2 separate regions of the Homo sapiens genome follow, and region 2 is linked to region 1. Evidence: read pairs that join two places in POLR2A ChIA-PET (ENCODE). Cell type or tissue: IMR-90. All regions are shown on one strand. Links, peaks and the distances in the headings refer to the core of each region. The heading gives the core; the rest is flanking DNA.

Region 1 (8,650 bases), core at 383-8,382:
GTAATAGATATTTTAACAATATATCACGGAAGCACGAAAGATTAGGAATGTCTAAACACTCAGAAAGGACCTCCTAGGGCAATTTTCTAAAGATTTTTTTATGTATATTTATATAATCCATATCTAGACAGAACCTTTTTTTCCTTGACAGGTGTATTTTAACAACCAGTTCAATATAAGGAGGCTGTCTCCGTGTTCTGTTCAATAGTCCCTAATAACACTGCTTTACCAAGGGAGACGAATAAAATTTTGTTGATTGAAACATACTGCGTCATAATGTGTTCTCATGTTTCCGTAATGTTTAGCAGTAATTTAACAAAGTGCTTGTTCATTTGAATCAGAAATTGTACATCAAAACTATATATTGTTCTACATGTAGCCTGCATTCATAATACAATAAAGCTTAGTTTTAAATATACCATCTATGTTTTGTGAATGCTAGTTAAAAATAATCCTAGTTTCTTCTGATAATGAAAGTAATATATGTTTATGTTTTTTTGAAAAATGCAGACAGATTAAAGAAAAAACCCTGGCAATATGCATCACCTCACTAGAGATAATGGTTATTAATATTTTTACATACATCCTTTCTGAATTTTTATGCATATCTGTAAAAAATAAAAATTTTTAAGCAAACTTGAACTTGTATGTAATGATTTACATGGATAATCACTGCACACATTAACTTAGATGAATTTTACTCTCTCTGTGTGTGAGACAGACAATAATTTAATTAAATTTTTAAAATTTCTCTTCATTTAGCTCATGAATATATGCTTTGGAATAAGCATGAGATGGGGGATAGGAATTTCTTTTTTCTTAGTCAATTCCAGTTTCTGTGTGTCTCACATGGTGTGTGCAACTTGCTACAGTGACTATGATTCTGATGGCAAAAATACATATTTTTCTTATAACATGGTCTATACTCAGGCCAACAACTTTCATGCACAATCACAGAAACAGCCATGTATTCTAATACTAAAAGAAAAACTGTGTGGAAGTTATGGTATTTGGTCTTCAACCTAGAGATTTTCAAGGGTAATGTTGATTATGCAAAACTTTTTCTCCATTATGTGCTGGTTTTAAAACCTAACTTCCTGCATGGGATGCAACTCCCCTGTAATCTATACTTGTTTATTTTAGCAAATAGCTATTAATTTTCTTCTATAAGTATATTTTGAGAACATTTAAAATACTGGATTGCAATCCATCAAATGGATGCACCATATCTACTTAAACCAATCCACTATTATTAGACATTTGGTTAATTTCCAATGTTTTGTTATAAATAAAGCTATGACAACTGTTGCGCTTGAGATATGATATGAGGGTCAGTCATTATATTTGCACATGGACTTAATGCTATTGTAGTGTCTTTCTTTCAGGCAATTTTATCACTCCCATGCTAAGATATAGGAAGAAGGGGGATGTGACTTCCCAATAACCAGCTGGGGGTTGCCTTCACTGGAAGAGAAGGCAATAAAACGGGATTTTAGAAAAATAACCTTTTGGTGTTTTTTGCAGACACCTTTCCATGACACCTGTTCAGAGGGTTGGATTTGCACATAGTCATGTGAACCAGTTCAAAGAGTGTATTTGTGTGGCTTTTTGAGAGCTGCAGTGCTCTAGTTCCTTCTGTCAGCTTTGCGCTGCAAATAGCCATGGCATTTCCCAAAGTTAGAAGACTTCTGTGATTCACGTGCTTGTTCCTCAGACCCACACAGCTCTCCCTCCAAGTTTAGGTTGCCCCAGACAGCTGCATTGGGGGACAGCTACGTGCTGTTCTGATTTGTGCAGTGGAGAGAAAACTTGAGTCTCACAGCTTTATGAGAAGCCTTCATATGGACTCTACTGGGTCAAAGTCTTTAGAAAAATCAAATATTAATTTATTAGCATTCATTCCTTGTCCAAGATATAAACATTTTTAAGGCTTTTGATACATACCGATAAATTTCTCTCTAGAAATTTTGTACCAATTTATACCACATCAACTGTAGATGAGAGTGATCTTTTGTCTAAACTCTTATCAACCTATTATTTTGAAAAGAAACAGCCAGAGATGAAGTGAGCTTTTTAACTTCGTGTTTCTTTAATTTCTAAAGTAACTGGACATTTTTTGTGCATTTTAATGAACTTTTGTTTTTTGTTATTGATGTTCTTTGTCTCCCCCAACCCCTCTTTTTTTCTGTACAAGCATTAAAAAATGATGTCTAAGAACTCTTTCTAAGTCTTTATCTAAAAACAAAATGCTCAAATTGCATGAAGAAGCATATATATATATATATTTTTTTTTTTTTCTTTTCTTTTTTTGAGATAGAGTCTCACTCTGTCACCCTGGCTGAGATGCAGTGGTATGATCACTGCAGCCTCTACCTCCTGGGCTCAAGCAATCCTCCTGCCTTATCCTCTGTAGTAGCTGTGAGTACAGGTGCACACCATCATACCTGGCTAATTTTTAAATTTGTGTAGAGACAGGGTCTCACTATGTTGCCTAGGCTGGTCTCAAGCTCCTGGGCTTAAGTGATCCTTTTGCTTCGGCCTCCCAAAGTGCTGGGATTATAGGTGTGAGCCACCAGGCCTGACCAACATATATATTTTCAAGGAGAAAGGAGTGCTAGGAAGAGTGTGAGATGGGTAGATACAAAGCAGGCATTCAAATACAAAGTATTTGAATTAAATTAAGTTTCTGTTTTATTGAGAAAAGTTATAAAACATTACAACTTTTGTGATGCAGTTTGTAATAGAGATGTTATTTATGGTCTTTCATACCCTTGCCCCCTTTAAAAATTGCCCACGCAGAGCTTCTGATGTCTAGGTGGCTATGTTTTATATCACACGACTCTCATGATGGGATACCTACCCAAATGTCAGCACTTACTAGGCTGTCTAGAGATTTATGAACTATATCAGAATCTCTCTCTTAGAAATCAAATAATAATAATGATGAAAGCCAATTAATAGCAGATATGAAAAAAACATGCAGAATGTGAATGAACCAGATTAGTGGTGAAGCTGTAGAGGAAAGAGTTGAAAAAGTCACAAACTCCTGCTCCTGAGATCTCTGAAGCCATCTTAAATAGAGAGCCAAGCCTGTCATGGTGGTGTGAGCCTGTAGTCCCAGCCACTTGGGAGGCTGAGGCAGGAGGATTGTTTGAGCCCAGGAATTCGAGGCCACAGTGTGCTATGATGGCACCATGAATAGCCACTGTATTTCAGCCTGGGCAACATAGCAAGACCCTGCCTCTAAAAAAATAAATAAATAAAGGAGCAGCCACGTTGCAGCTCCAATTTCAGTAGTCTGTTACCTTTCTTGCTCTTATTTCTCTATGTATGTCCCTGTCACCTGAGCTTCCTTGACTGGATCTCTGTTCGTTTTGCTTAAATAAACCTGAAGATACAAGATGATTATAAGGTAAAGTACCTATGATACAGATTTTGGACTATCTTAGTTACTACAACTCTATACATATTCCAGCAGTCATTTTTATAGTTTCCTCTTTTGTTTAATAATTGTTCAACATAATGAGATAGCCAGGTGGGAGAGGGTCCCTGGAAAAACTCCAACCAGCCTGCACACCAGGAGGAATGTGCATTGGGTGGAGACACGGAAGTTCACGCTGTTTGCAGAGGGGAGTAGTCTGGCCCCTCCTCTTCCTATCTGGAACCTGGAATTCAAATGACCAGGCGAGAAGTACTCTAGCAGGGACTCTGGCCTAGGGAGAGTCCCCGTTTCCCCTTTTCTTCTTTTTTCACCCAGTAAAACCCTGTCTTACTCACCATTCAAACTATCTGCAAGCCTGAATTTTTGTGGCCATGGAACAAAGAACCCTGTCATTAGCTAAACTAAGGAAAAGTCCTGCAACAATAAAATCACGAAGTCTGGAGTCTGTATTACTGGGCTAGGTGATAGAGATACAGAGATGAATCAGACAATCTGCCATCTAGAAGCATGTAGTTCAATTACACTTTTCTATATAGCGTGGTTGTTCATTACTGCAGATTGTCAGATCAGTGGTGACCAACTAGTTGCTAGGCAACTTGAAAGACAAGAATACAGAACGGATGCAGCTTCATTCTGTTATAAATTCTTCTTTGAAATGTTTGTCAAGAACTCTGAAGGATCTGGAATTTTCTCTACTTTAAAGCTAAGATGTTAGCCGGCCACAGTTTAATAGATGCTGGCGGAAGGCATGCAGCTTCTGGGTCAGAGACGAAAGACTTTGTTCCAGCAAGGCAAGGAACTAAAAGCTTTATATTTGCTTCAGGCCCCCTTTCCCCAAGTCCCTTGGGGAAAATGCAGAGCAATCCAAATGGATGTGTTGCAATTGAGAAACACCAACAAATGGAACCCAAAACTACAATGGGCTGGGAGCAAACCTGCTTGACATTTGCCCTGCAGGGAGCTATTATCTTGATTATAGTGGACAGTAACCTCTCCTCTGAAGGGAGACATTAACTCTCTCTTCCAAGGTTGCACACTATCATTATACAAACATCCTTGAACAGATATTTCAGAACGAAGGTCATCAGTGTCTCTGCTTGCAAAACATGCAGAAATGCCAAACATCCATGAATTGTGTTCCAACAATGTTCTTTATCTGGGTACTTTTTAAGACTATTCAAAATTGTGACTCTTATTTCTACTTTAAGATGGTCCTGTATTCCTCCATTTTTGCCATGTCCTGTTTACTAGGTATATTAGTTGAAACTGTTTTTGTTTTATATAACAGAAATTAACTTTCTCTAACTTAAGCAAAAAGGAAAGTTAGTAGAAGGATACTGGATTATTTCATAATTGAAAGAACAACCAAAAATCTAGTACTGTTTTGTGACCTCATCTGCAAAAGTTCACAGTCGTCTGTAGAGTGCTGTCATTGTCATGCCTCCATTATTCCTTGCCATTCTCCACTACAACTTTTAAATTTTCAAAAGAGAGGAGTTGAGTGGCTCAGCTTGGCTAAGGCTCTTCCTCTAGCTTTTCAGTTATGCCCAGAGGGGAAGGGCCATAAAAGCACCTAGTAAATCTTGGCTGCTCCCATAGAAAGAGAGATGATTTCTTTGGAACTTTGGCATCCTTCCCGATTGCTTTCTATTATATCTGGATTCATTTTTATTGATATTCCATTGCTCATTAGAGAAATGCAGTTATTGTTTTCAGCATTATTTCATTTCGCTTTTTAAATTAATTCAGTACAGTTTTGCTTTGTGTGTCATTTTCTTAGCCATCTTTTACCATTTTTCCATTTTTTAGAGTCATCTTTTGAAGTGATCTGAGCTAATTGAGTAATTCAAGAGTTTTTGGTAAATATAAGTCATCTCTGGTGATTGAAGATAGATAGGACTATATGTCTTTCCTTGTCAATCTTGCTACCAAGTAGTATGTCACAAGTAGAACAAGATTTAGCCTAAGTTTCATTATGTTAAATATTTATTAGTTCTCCATATATCTTCAAGACCATATTTCAACTATGAAAAATTATTATTGACATCTTTTATGCTAATTAACACACCTTCTGGTGTAGATTTTAATAATGATATTTGAAATGCCAGAATAGCCAATTCTAAAGCTATGGATTTTCCTAATTAGGATATGTCCAAGATTACTCAATCAGCCCTGGAGTGTGGATTAATGTTACTTTATAGCCCTCATGCACATATATACATAAAACCTCCTGTGGAAGTATTTTTGAAATAAATTACCTGACAGACAATATAATAGGTCAGATTTTAGGCATTTAGTCATGTACTCATGCTAATTTCCACACTCCTTTGTAATTAACATTCTTCCTGACTGGATTAATTGGGTTTGCAATAAGTAATCACATTTGTAATATTGTAACTGTTCCCAAATTAATTGCTCACATGTTCAATGAGCCATTACATGTTCTTTTTAAAACAGCTTAAAGAGCCCACTATTTGAAAGCTGTAGTCCTAAACATTTTGGGGAGAGGGATACAGAATCACCTAAAAATATGATGATGTTAATAAACCAGTGGTTCTCAAACTCTGAGAGTACATGGGAACCACCTTGGTGTACTAATTAAATATAGAAATATCTTGGGTCCACCCCTAGCAATTCTGGTTTGGTAAATATTGTGTGGGATCTGGAAAAACTTAGAGAAGTACAATATACTTTGTCTTCCTAGAAAAAGGCACATAGGCACAGACTTCCAACTTTGCCATTGACTTTAAGGGAGGGTTTCAGAACCTTGTGGCTTTAGTCTCATACAGTTTTCCTCAAGACTTCCTGCAAATTGCAATCACCGAGGGAGTTTTAAATAATATTTCAGACCAATTAGATAAAAATAACGAGTGGTAAAGGTTGACTAAACAGTCTGCATGATTTTCTTCCCAACCCAGAATGCAGACTAGAGATTTTTTCCCAATGTATCAATCTATTTTACTGAATTAGACTTACTTGGCAGATACCTCACAAAAGTGATAATAAAAAGACCAATAACCCTATACATCCTACAAAATACGCAGTTTAATTTGTGTATTGGTGAGAAGGCACATCATTTTTGTCATTGATTTGTCTTTCTCTTTTCAATGGTTCAAAAGATTTAGTGGACTTTGTTCTGTTTTTGATACATAGCCCTCCCAAGTTTGAGAGAAGGAAAGCAAAGCTCTTTTTATAATTTATGGTGTCAAGGTGACCATTTATTGTGATATTTTAGTGGAAGAAAGTCTAAGAAAACATGTGGAGGTTAAAACTGACCATAAATTCACTATATTTTTAAAAGCATTCCCAGTTGTAAATAAAAGTATGTATTTGTTGTGAATAACTCAGAGAAATTGTTAAATGGGCAATTTTCTAGATGCTATCTGAGAACGGTTTTTTTTTAAAATTATTTTCATTAGGAACAAACCTTATCATGATGAACAAAGTAGCAGTTGGAAACTCTAGTTATATTGATAAACTTTTAGAAATGATTTCAAACTTCTGTATTATAAGGGAAAGTAGATCTATAATCAGTGTTAAAAAAACCATTTTGAAAATATCTATAATCAAAGCTGCTTCTATGTTTCTTTGAAGTGGATCCACTTATAATATGACTCATAAACACTCAAAGCACTGGCAGTAATAGGTGATTTAATATGTTTAAAGCCCTTTAGTAAATTCATGTAGGGCAAGAAATTTCTCTGAGGACATTAATAATTGTGATTATTTCTTATGCTGATAAACTCTTGAGTTAGAATTTTTACAGCCGGCCACACGGTTTTAGAAAATCAAGTAAAAATTAAGTGTCAGAGGTTTGGCAAATTTAACATGTATGAGTTATAGTCCATTTGTGTTGAAGAACTGGCTTCCAAGTAAGCAAAGTAGCCATTTTTAAGCTTAGAAACCTTCTTTTTTTTTTTTTTTTTCAAAATTGGACACACTTCTAAAGGCATAAGGCAGAGACCAGCTAAATATTAAATGCAAATTTGTTCCTTTTGTCAGCAATTTTATTTTATGACTGTGAAGGTGGAATTGTGGGTTTACTTTTGCAAAAAATTGGAGAGATTTTTATGCTTTTAATAAAAACTGGATGATTTTCTATTGGGTTGTGGAGAAGGACTCACCAAATTATGAGTATTTGAGACTTTGCTGGAAGCTATCTGTGGTAAGGGAAATTGCAGTATAATTGAATTGTAGATGCGCTATCATTTTAGGCCACTGTTGTTAGAGAAGATAGTACTTGTGAAAAGGTGGTTACTTTTCTTGGTGATGGAATTAAAGGCTTTTAGGGAGGATTCAGGCTCGAGGGGATAATGATAGTGATGGTTCTAATGCTCCCGAGTGCTTACGTCCTGCCAACCTTGCAAGCTGCTATGCATTCATATCTCTGAACCTTACAGTCCCGTGCATAGTGTTATTATCATCCCCATTTAATAGATTAGGAAATGGTGGACAGCATACAAATCCAAATAGCTCTGGATTCCTAAACACTGGTTCTTTTCTATCACACCCTCTTGTCTCTGTTCCATATAATCCACTCACCCTTTACTTAAATCCTCAAAGGTGCTCACTTTATCTCGGGGCAATATTTGTAGCATCGGACAGCTCTACTCATCCAAAAGTTCATTCTTTGAGATTATGTTTGTTTCTTTGTGGCTTCCACTTATTGGCTCCATGGGAGAAATATTAAAGATAGATCAGAGAGGGAAAGTAAAATAGGGAGTACTGAGAACATGAAGGTAGACCCCTGTGGAAGTTGAGGAGAAGGCTGTGTGTCTGGAGTTAACAGGATATAAGCACAGGAAGCTGTTCTATTTTCTCCCCTTAAATTGGAATTTTCATTCTCCAATGGTATGCCCGCGGCACTGTTAAAGGACTGAGGTGTTCTGTTATCCAGCCAGCAGGGGGAGCATTGAACTCGAATTGACATATTGTAGCGATAGAAAGGTCCATCCACTTGGCACTAGGTGTTCTTACTCTGCCTAGCATTAATAGATTCCATTTTAAAGATGTTGTTTAAGTTTTATTTCATCATTATTGTTGTTAATTAAGCCATTGGACACCAAGAGCAATACTACACTACAAAAATATGTTCACTTTGATAGTAAAAATGCATTGTGTGCTTTGCTTAAAAATGTCTTTAAATTTACGGTGAATCTCAATTTTAAGGATACCTTTCTAGATTCCAGTAAGATTGTTAATTTTGGC
Region 2 (8,650 bases), core at 262-8,261, 1.0 Mb before region 1:
TCCTGACCCTACCATTTCCAGGTGTATAACCCTGGGTCAGAGACTTAATCTCTGGCCTCAATTTCATCATTTATGAATTGGGGATAATAATAGTACCTAATTCAAATGGTTGTTAAATGAGGCAGTGTGTGGAATAAGAAGTGCTCAATAAATTATACCTGTAGTTGTTACTTCAGCAGACCCCTTCATTAAGCCTGTTTCATTAAGGCTTCTAAAAGGAGTAGAACGTACGGTTCATTCATGGAGAACTACAAACAATGCTGCTTTGGACAATGGAAAACGTGCATGCATTTCCTAGAAGAGGATGTAACATGTCTTTACTTTTTCCATAGAGTTCAGCCCATCCAAAGTCAGCCTCACATGGAGGTTGGGGAGTTTTTGTATCTTTCTCTTCCTGCTCCCCTCTTTTCTCCCAGTGTTTTCTTCCTCTCTGTCCTCTTCCCCAGGGTTCAATGGCTCCTGGAAGAGAGGCAGCAAAGCCTATAGCTCTCCAAATAAATAGGCTTGGGTCTCATGGGGACAGGCAAGCCAACTGGCCTAGACGTGAAGTTTACAAAGAGCCCTAAATGTTGACTTTCAACATTATCTCACAATTCATTTATTCATACATCACAAAGATACAGTGACACAACTGAAAAAACTCATTCATTTTAAACTTGAGTTCCATGACTGGACCACTCTTCCTATAGCAAACCAGGAATAAATATTTTTTATGAATTGCATAATTATTTTGTAACTAGCACATTACATTGTATTTTATCTCTGTTTATGAATTTGACCTCTACAAACAAGTTAATATCATTCAACCTATTATTTGAAGATGTTAATTTGTTGAACATAAATATTAAAAAAAAACTTTATGTTTCTGTTATGCCATTTCTTCACTTTTTAATATGTTGGAATTCTCAGAAAACGGCCTGGCTGTGGGGAGGTTTCCTTTACTCTTTGAGAAGCCACGGAGTGAGGCATCTACAAGGCAAATCTTTCTTTTGCTGATAATAACCATCTTTGATAGCATCCCTTCAATGCATTTTTGTTCCCTTTTTAAAACAGAAGTAAGGAGAAGAAGGGATAAAAGGAATATGGAGGGCCGAACTCCCTGTCACATATTATATAAAATTACAATAATCACGAGTCACCTATTTCACAAATTACTGTGAGCGTTACAATTAAGAATACACTGCAAAGAACTTTAAAGAGTTAAAAGTACAATTATGAAAGGCAGTGTGCTCCAGGGACCATTTCAGTCTGTGAACTCTTTGTTTCTGGTCCATGGCTAGTTAAGTATAAAAAATTGAAAGTAAGCATTTAGAAACTGTTACAGAAATTTGACAAAGTAATTTTATGTCTGTTGAACCAAATAATAAAAGATTTGGGCTTGTATTTTGTATGTCTGGTTTTTTTACTTCCTCTTCCAGTAAGTCATTTTCATTGCATTTTACAAAGGCCAAGAAAAACCTGTCCTTCACTGCACATAGTTTGAGAAGCACTGATAAAAGGTATTATTATTTCTGAAATTTTGCTTAAAAAACCACTTAATAACCACTAAATAAGTCAGAAGTCATTATTTGAGAAATACTGTTTCATACCAAGTATAAGGAGTTGCCAGCACACAAGCAAGTTCCAGAACAAGTTTGTTTTGTATTGAGTAACTTGGTTATTTGGTAGTCAGAAACCACTTTCCCCAGGAAACAAACGTAAACCAGGGGTTATGTTCTTGGTGTGGCCTATACATCCTAGTTATCTCAAAAGACAGCTAAACTATACTATACAATGTAACAACCACTATAACATTCTTACAATGGTTTCTGATTTCCAAATTAGAAAATACGTCTCATCTCCATCCCCATGTGAGGAATGACAATTCCAGCCCTAGCATGGTGGTGGGGCTGGGGGTAAAGATGGATACTACTTCTGCAAAAGTTGCTTCAACCGCAACATTCAGAAAGAGAAAGAATATGGGGGTAGAAGATTCCTCACACAGATTATTGGGGGAACTCACTGGTCATGTTAATAAAGTTAAAATAAGGTTTCCATTTCTCTTGATTCTCTGAGGGTGAGCTTAGGTAGGTTTTGGTGGACTTGAAAGTCCTGGCTCATTATCACAAATGCTTCCATGCTAAATCCCAAGGTGTTGTTCCTCCTGACCACCCAGCACCAAGATGGCAAACAGGTTTCATCCTGAACTGAAATCTGTTCCCTAGCTCAGGGATTCTTATTTCCCTTTCGTTGTTGTTTTAAAAAATTGTGAGGACAAGTCTGGGTGTGATGAGACACTTTGCCAAAATCAATTAGTGACGCCTACCATGGGCCAGGGAAGAAAGGAAAGTCAGCACAAAAGCTGGTTTTGGTTGTTGTTGTTGTTTTTGCTATCCTGAGACTAGCCTAAAAGATGTAGACCTCCAACCCTTTAATGTCACCTGGAACCAGGTTGAAGAACATGACTATTAAGAACATGACTTTTTTCTTTTTAAAAAATTGGGAATAGCAAAAGGGAAATAGACAGAGAATAGCATATACTTGGATATTCTTATTTGCCATCTATGTGGTTTCCTCATTTTGCGGAACTTGTGGAAAGACACGGTAGCCTGGCTCCTGACCCAGAATCCATGAGGCATAGTTGTATGTACTTCCCTTGGGGCCTAAGAGATTAAGAGAGAAGCCCAGACAATAGTCCAAGGCCCTCTGCTTTAGGTCTTTCTTCTAAATTCTGATTCTTTAATTTTTTTTTTTTGTTAATTTTAATTTTTTTTTTGTAGAGATGGGTTCTCCCTATGTTGCCCACAATGGTCTTGAACTCCCCGCTTCAAGTGATCCTCCCACCTGGGCCTTTCAAAGTGCTGAGATTATAGGCAAGAGCTACCTTGCCAGGCCTAAATTCTGATTTTGTATCTGAGGCTCTTCTCTTCCTCAATAATTGACACCAAAAATAGTCCTAGAAAGGAGATTCCACCCTTCTCTAAACAGTCATAGCCTTAGCCTATGTCAGAGTTCTTAACCCAGTGGTCCATTGATAGTTCAGAGGAATTAATGACCTTGGATAAGAAAAAAAAAATCTTGATTTCAAATGGAATTTAGCATTTTCTTCAATTACAAAACTAGCAGACAAACCTCAGAAGCATTTGCAGTACTTGTGACTGTTACTAATGGAAATAACAGTTATTTTCATTATTTCATTATAGTTGTTTTCAGTATCATGAAAGAACATTTGCACTCCTCTTTATTTAAAAGAATGTTGCTAGATCTTGTTATTTAATATGTTAAATAATGTTGCACACATTACATTACCACATTACTATAGCAAAAAATTATGTTTTAGATATTTTAACAATTACATTTCAATTGTTGACCTTTAATTTTAAAGCTAAGGCAAAATTAATGTAAGTAGAGAGTTTATTTGGGCCAAGTTTGAGTACTGCAACCCAGGAGTATAGATTCAAGTTTCCCTAAATATACACTCTGATTAGCAGCAGTTACACATAGATTTTTAAGGGGAAGGAAGAGGCAGTTCCTAAATTCCTTGCGTTAAAATAACATAAGCTGTGGATTGGTTATACTTTGTTCTTTGTATCATAAATTCCAGGAATATGAAGATAATGGGTGGGACAGCTACTCGGGAACAAAATGTCTTTAAACAACTGTCCCCAGGCATGGGTATTGGGGCGTGACTGAAGTCCCATACTCATGTCGCTCTGGGCCTGATAAATTTTGCATACCTCACAAAGCTCAGACTGCTCTCAGCTATTTTTTTTCCTTACAATGTAATTGATTTTCTTTGCAATCTATACATTTTATTCATTTATTTAAAATTTTTTTTTCTTCTTTCTTTTTTTCATGAACCGCACAGAGAAAATTTATGCATTTTATTGTAAGCATTTATAAACATTATTCTAAGAAGTTATCCACAGGCTCACCACTGCCAGAAGGGTCCACGACACAAAAAAGGTAATGCCTCATGGGCTTTCAAAGGACAACTTTTTACTTCTCTTTCTACCATCCAGTATAATCCAATATCCTTAGGACTGAAGCAGAGATACACACACACACAGGGAGAGAGGTGTTTGTGCTTTTTTTTTTTTTTTTTTTTTTTGGTGAGAGGCAGGTGGGAAATTGGCATCCACTTTTATTTACTGGTTCTTTATAAAACTGATATTTGTTGAAAATTGTCAAGTGTGACCATTTCTGCCTACATATTGTAGGGTGGCAATTAAATACCGAAAACCATTAGAAGCTTATTTCAGATGTACTCATTTATTGTAATGGTATCAATCTTGATGGGTAAATTTCATTTTACTTTTAAAATTGTATTTTAAATTATTCCTTCATGTTACGGTTGTTAGAGTAAAAACGGAAAAGAAAAAAACTACACTTCTTCCCTTTGAGTTTGGATGAAAAAGACGTGTCTAAGTCCTTAAGTCTGTAGTCTGGAAGTATTAATAGAGGCTGGGCATGGTGGCTCATTCCTGTAATTCTAGCACTTTGGGAGGCTGAGGCAGGAGGATGGCTTGAGTCCAGGAGTTTGAGACCAACCTGGGCAACACAGCAAGACTCGGTCTCCACACACACACACACAGACACACACACAACTTACACACACTTAGCTAGGTGTAACGGTACGTGCCTGCGGTCCCAGCTACTCAGGAGGCTGAGGCTGGAGGGTCCCTTGAGTCCGGGAGGTCCAGACTGCAGTGAGCTATGATTGTGCCAATGTACTCCAGCCTAGGCAACACAGCGAGACCCTGTTAAAAAAAAAAAAAAAAAGTATTACGAGGCACAGGATGTTTATTTATTCGCAACTACGTCCTGTTATAAAAAGTAGTGATTCCAACGTGAAATATTTACACGACGCATCCCGTTACTTTCCCTCCCTTGGCCACCGACCCCCATCCCCAAAAGCTGCTTTCTATGTAAGTTTCTCACTGGAATAGCGAGTGAGAAATGTGTTTGAAGACTAGGGAAACGAGAAAGGTATGCGGGCTGCTAGAGGGTTTCGGGTGGGTTGTTTGAAAAAGGAAGTGAAGGAATTCAAAGTTTCACATCATGAGCCTAATGTAAGGCGTGTCCGGGCCGTCCCGAAGGTATCTGGGGAAATAGGTTTGTGAGGACAAAGACCAGGGCCAGGCCCAGGGCGGAGCCTCCGCGGCCCCGACGCAGGGACTCGGCCTAGGCGGAGGACGGGGCGGAGCGCGGCCGGCACCATCGAGCCGGGAAGATGGCACCGCCCACGGAGCTGCTGGCCAGGCCGGAGCGAGGCAGCGCGCCCGGCTCCCGCGCCATGGGGCGGCTGGTGGCTGTGGGCTTGCTGGGGATCGCGCTGGCGCTCCTGGGCGAGAGGCTTCTGGCACTCAGGTAGGTGGGACTCCCGCGCGCCCCTCCTCGGCGGTCCCCAGGCTCGGGGTGGCCGCGTGGTGCGGGGAGGGCGCAGGCTGGGGGAGGGATTCCTGCGGGACCTGGCCCTGCGGCCGGGGGTGGAGAATTTTTGAATGCTGTCCCTCCCCCAGCTAGTTGAACCCCCATCACCCCGACTCTCCGCTTCTAGTGAAAAAACTAGCAAAGTTTGGAGTGAATCGCGACACTTTCTTGAAAGTTTATAAGCCCTTGCTGCTAACAAAGTTCTCTTCTGCTTAGGCTGACAAGAGAATGCTTTGCAATTACCCAAGGGCCAAACTAGTGGTTTAAATTGAAAACAAAATGACTACTCATGCATTGAAACCTTAACTATGAAGATTTATTTCAGGTCATTGGTGCTGTTTCTCCTTGTTGCCCAAACCAGACCCGTCTTTAATAAAGTTGTTCTCCACCCATTTCTGCATAGTTTGAGAAACTCTTCAGCTGTAGATCAAAGACACTTGAAATATTCAGCTACTGTTCTTACTTCCTATTTATTCACCAGGGAAGCCTGAAGCCAGAATGCCAGACAGCGCAGACACTATTCCATCTCGCATTTTAGTTTTAATGAAAATCTCTGGTAGGTAGACATCATCGTTTATAAATTACCAACTCAACGTTTGTTTTTTGTTTATTTTATTTTTTGTAGAGATGGGGTCTTGCTGTATTGCCCAGGCTGTTCCCTAACTCTTGCACTCAAGCAATCCTCCAGCCTAGGCCTCCCCACAGTGCTGGGATTACAGGTGTGAGCTGTTCTGCCCTGCCTCAACCAAAATTTTATAGGCCTCATGCAAAAGAGTTCCAGAAAGACTGAGCACCTGCTATGTGTAATGTTCTCTCTTAGGCTTCTATAGTAGAGTACGACCCTTATGGAGTTTGATACAGGGGAAGAGAGAATTAAAATACAGTAAATGTATAAATTAGGATGTTCTAAGGACAGACACAAATGAACCGCATAGGCTTAAAGAGGAAAGATTCCATCCCCTGAGGGTGGAGTTCTAGAGGGAGGAAGAGACATTCGACCTGACCTTGAAGGGTGGGTGCAACACATATGAGCATGAAGGGGCCCATGCCAAATGTATAGTGCAGCAGGAGCAAAGGGGCTAAGGTGGGAAGTTGGAAGACTAGCAAATGGGCCAATTTGAAGGGAGCATAAAGTCAGGAGATGAGAATAGTAGGGTGGTGGGAAGGATAGGTTTTGAGGCCATTAAATATAAGTTGAAAAATGGGGCCCCACTTTCATAGGCCCAATAGTGCTTCAAAAGGGAAATATTGGTGGGTTTTGCTTTTCAACAAGAACTTAATATAACTAGTTGTGTTTTATAGAGATAAGCCTGGAAGGGGGGATTGGAGGAGAGCAATGGTTCTCTGTACATTAGAATCTCCTGGAGGGCTGGTGTCTGAGTGGCACCACCAAAGATTCTGATTCAGCTGTTCTGGATCAGAATCTACAGCTCACACCTGTAATCCCAGCACTGTTGGAGGCCTAAGCCAGAAGATTGCTTGAGCCCAGGAGTTAGTGACAGGCCTGGGCAACATAGCAAGATCCCACCTCTACAAAATGAATAAATAAATAAATAAATAAATAAAAAACAAAATTTGAGTTGGTAATTTATAAACTATGGTGTCTACCTACCAGAGATTTTTCGTTATAATTAAAATGTGATATGGAATAATGTATTGTTTGGCAAGCTGGCTTCAGGGTTCCCAGGTAAATAGATAAATAAGGAAGTGCATAATGTAAGAACAGTGGCTGACAGTAGCAGTGGCATTTTTTATTTTTAAAAACATTCCTGATAATTCTAATGAGCAGTCAAGGTCGAGAACTACTAGAATAGAGAGCAGACATGGGGTAACTGGTTAAGGTATTGCAGTAGGTCAGAGAGGATAACAGGGACCCAAACTCTGGAACCCCAGGGATGAGGGAGAAGTCAAAGGTGCTACCAGAGTTTGTGCCACAGCTCCACTGTCCCATGGTTGTAGTTTCATCTACTGATAAAGCAGTGCAAAGAGGAAGCGTGTGGTGGCTGAGATGGGAGTGAGATTTGAGGAAAGAACGCTTATGGGTAGGAAATGGACATGTTGACCTTAATTTTCATGTTAGGTAATGCCCATTGTGCTCTACAGAACATTCATGAGTTGGATGACTTTGTATATGATCTGTCCTGCTCTCCATTTCAAAGGCAAGACCACCAAAATTCACAAGCTTATTATGTTGTCACTAATGTGTAAGCCACCAGTTTTTCTGCAAGTTGGAAGTTTTCTCAACAGTCAAATATTCCCCCTTCTCACTAATCTTAAGGTTTTAAAGTTATAGCTGCAAATCTAAAAAAAAAAGAAAAAGTAAATAAAACTTATTGACAGAATGCCTGATAGTTTATTTACAGGTTTTTGTTTGTTTGTTTTTTGTTTTTCTTTGTTTTTTATTTTGACACAAGGTCTTGCTCTGCCGCCCAAGCCAGAGTACAGTGGTACATCAAAGCTCACTGCAATCTCAAACACCTAGGCACAAGCAGTCCTCCCTCCTCAGCCTCCTGAGTAGCTGGGACTACAGATGCATGCTACCATGCCCAGCTAGTATTTTTATTTCTTGCAGAGACAGGGTCTCACTTTGTTGCCCAGGCTAATCTCAAACTCCCAGCCTCAAGTGATGCTCCTGCCTCAGCCTCCCAAAGTGGTAGGATTATACACATGAGCCACCACCCTCGGCCTACTTTACAATTTGATGCACCTTTTCTTTACGTGACTGTGATGCACTTTAATGGGCAGTGACTTTATAAAATGGTAACTTTATTGGATATGTGGAGCCCCAAATGGGCTGACGTGAGAATGTTGGGGTAGGTGGTGGGTGGCTGGATTTAGCAAAGAAAAATGTAGGCTACCCAGTTAACTTTGAATTTCACATGGATTTTTTTTTTTTTTTTTAGTATAAGCATGAAATACTTATACCATACTTTTAGCATTAAGCGTGGAATTTGGGACATAATTATACTAAAATATCATTCATTGTTTATCTCAAATTAAAATATCACTGGGTACCCTGTATTTTATCATATGTTCGAGTGCCTTCTGTCAGAATTTGGTGACCCTTTGAGTCTGTTTTAAAAAGGAGCATGTTTGGCCGGACACAGTGGCTCACGTCTGTAATCCCAGCACTTTGGGAGGCTGAGGCGGGCAGATCACTAGAGGTCAGGGGTTCAAGACCAGCCTGGCCAACATGGTGAAACCCCGTCTCTAATAAAAATACAAAAATTAGCCAGGT

Evidence for each region. ChIA-PET counts read pairs that join two places held together with the same protein. Peaks named below come from ENCODE experiments on the same cell type or tissue, not always from the same donor. Only the 100,000 strongest peaks of a DNase experiment are listed, where the experiment ranks them.
Region 2: POLR2A ChIA-PET joins it to region 1 with 13 read pairs; 2 of 35 experiments call an interaction of 5 or more read pairs at or near these places.

Annotation. Positions count from the first base shown.
Region 1 is chr7:94,435,895-94,444,544 of GRCh38, reverse strand. No RefSeq gene overlaps it. Among named protein-coding and RNA genes, the nearest start is that of COL1A2, 45 kb to the right of the region's middle. RefSeq lists a silencer at 8,320-8,369. In IMR-90, for the core only: a CTCF peak has its summit at 8,332 (motif pointing right); a DNase peak (open chromatin) is centred at 8,354; H3K27ac peaks cover 242 bases.
Region 2 is chr7:95,431,577-95,440,226 of GRCh38, reverse strand. PON2 (paraoxonase 2) reads left to right here and starts at 5,199. Exons shown (of 9, transcript NM_000305.3): 1 at 5,199-5,349. The coding sequence starts at 5,276. RefSeq lists an enhancer at 4,842-5,412 and a silencer at 5,087-5,516. In IMR-90, for the core only: no CTCF peak of the experiment used is centred there; a DNase peak (open chromatin) is centred at 5,156; H3K4me3 peaks cover 1,171 bases; H3K27ac peaks cover 1,291 bases.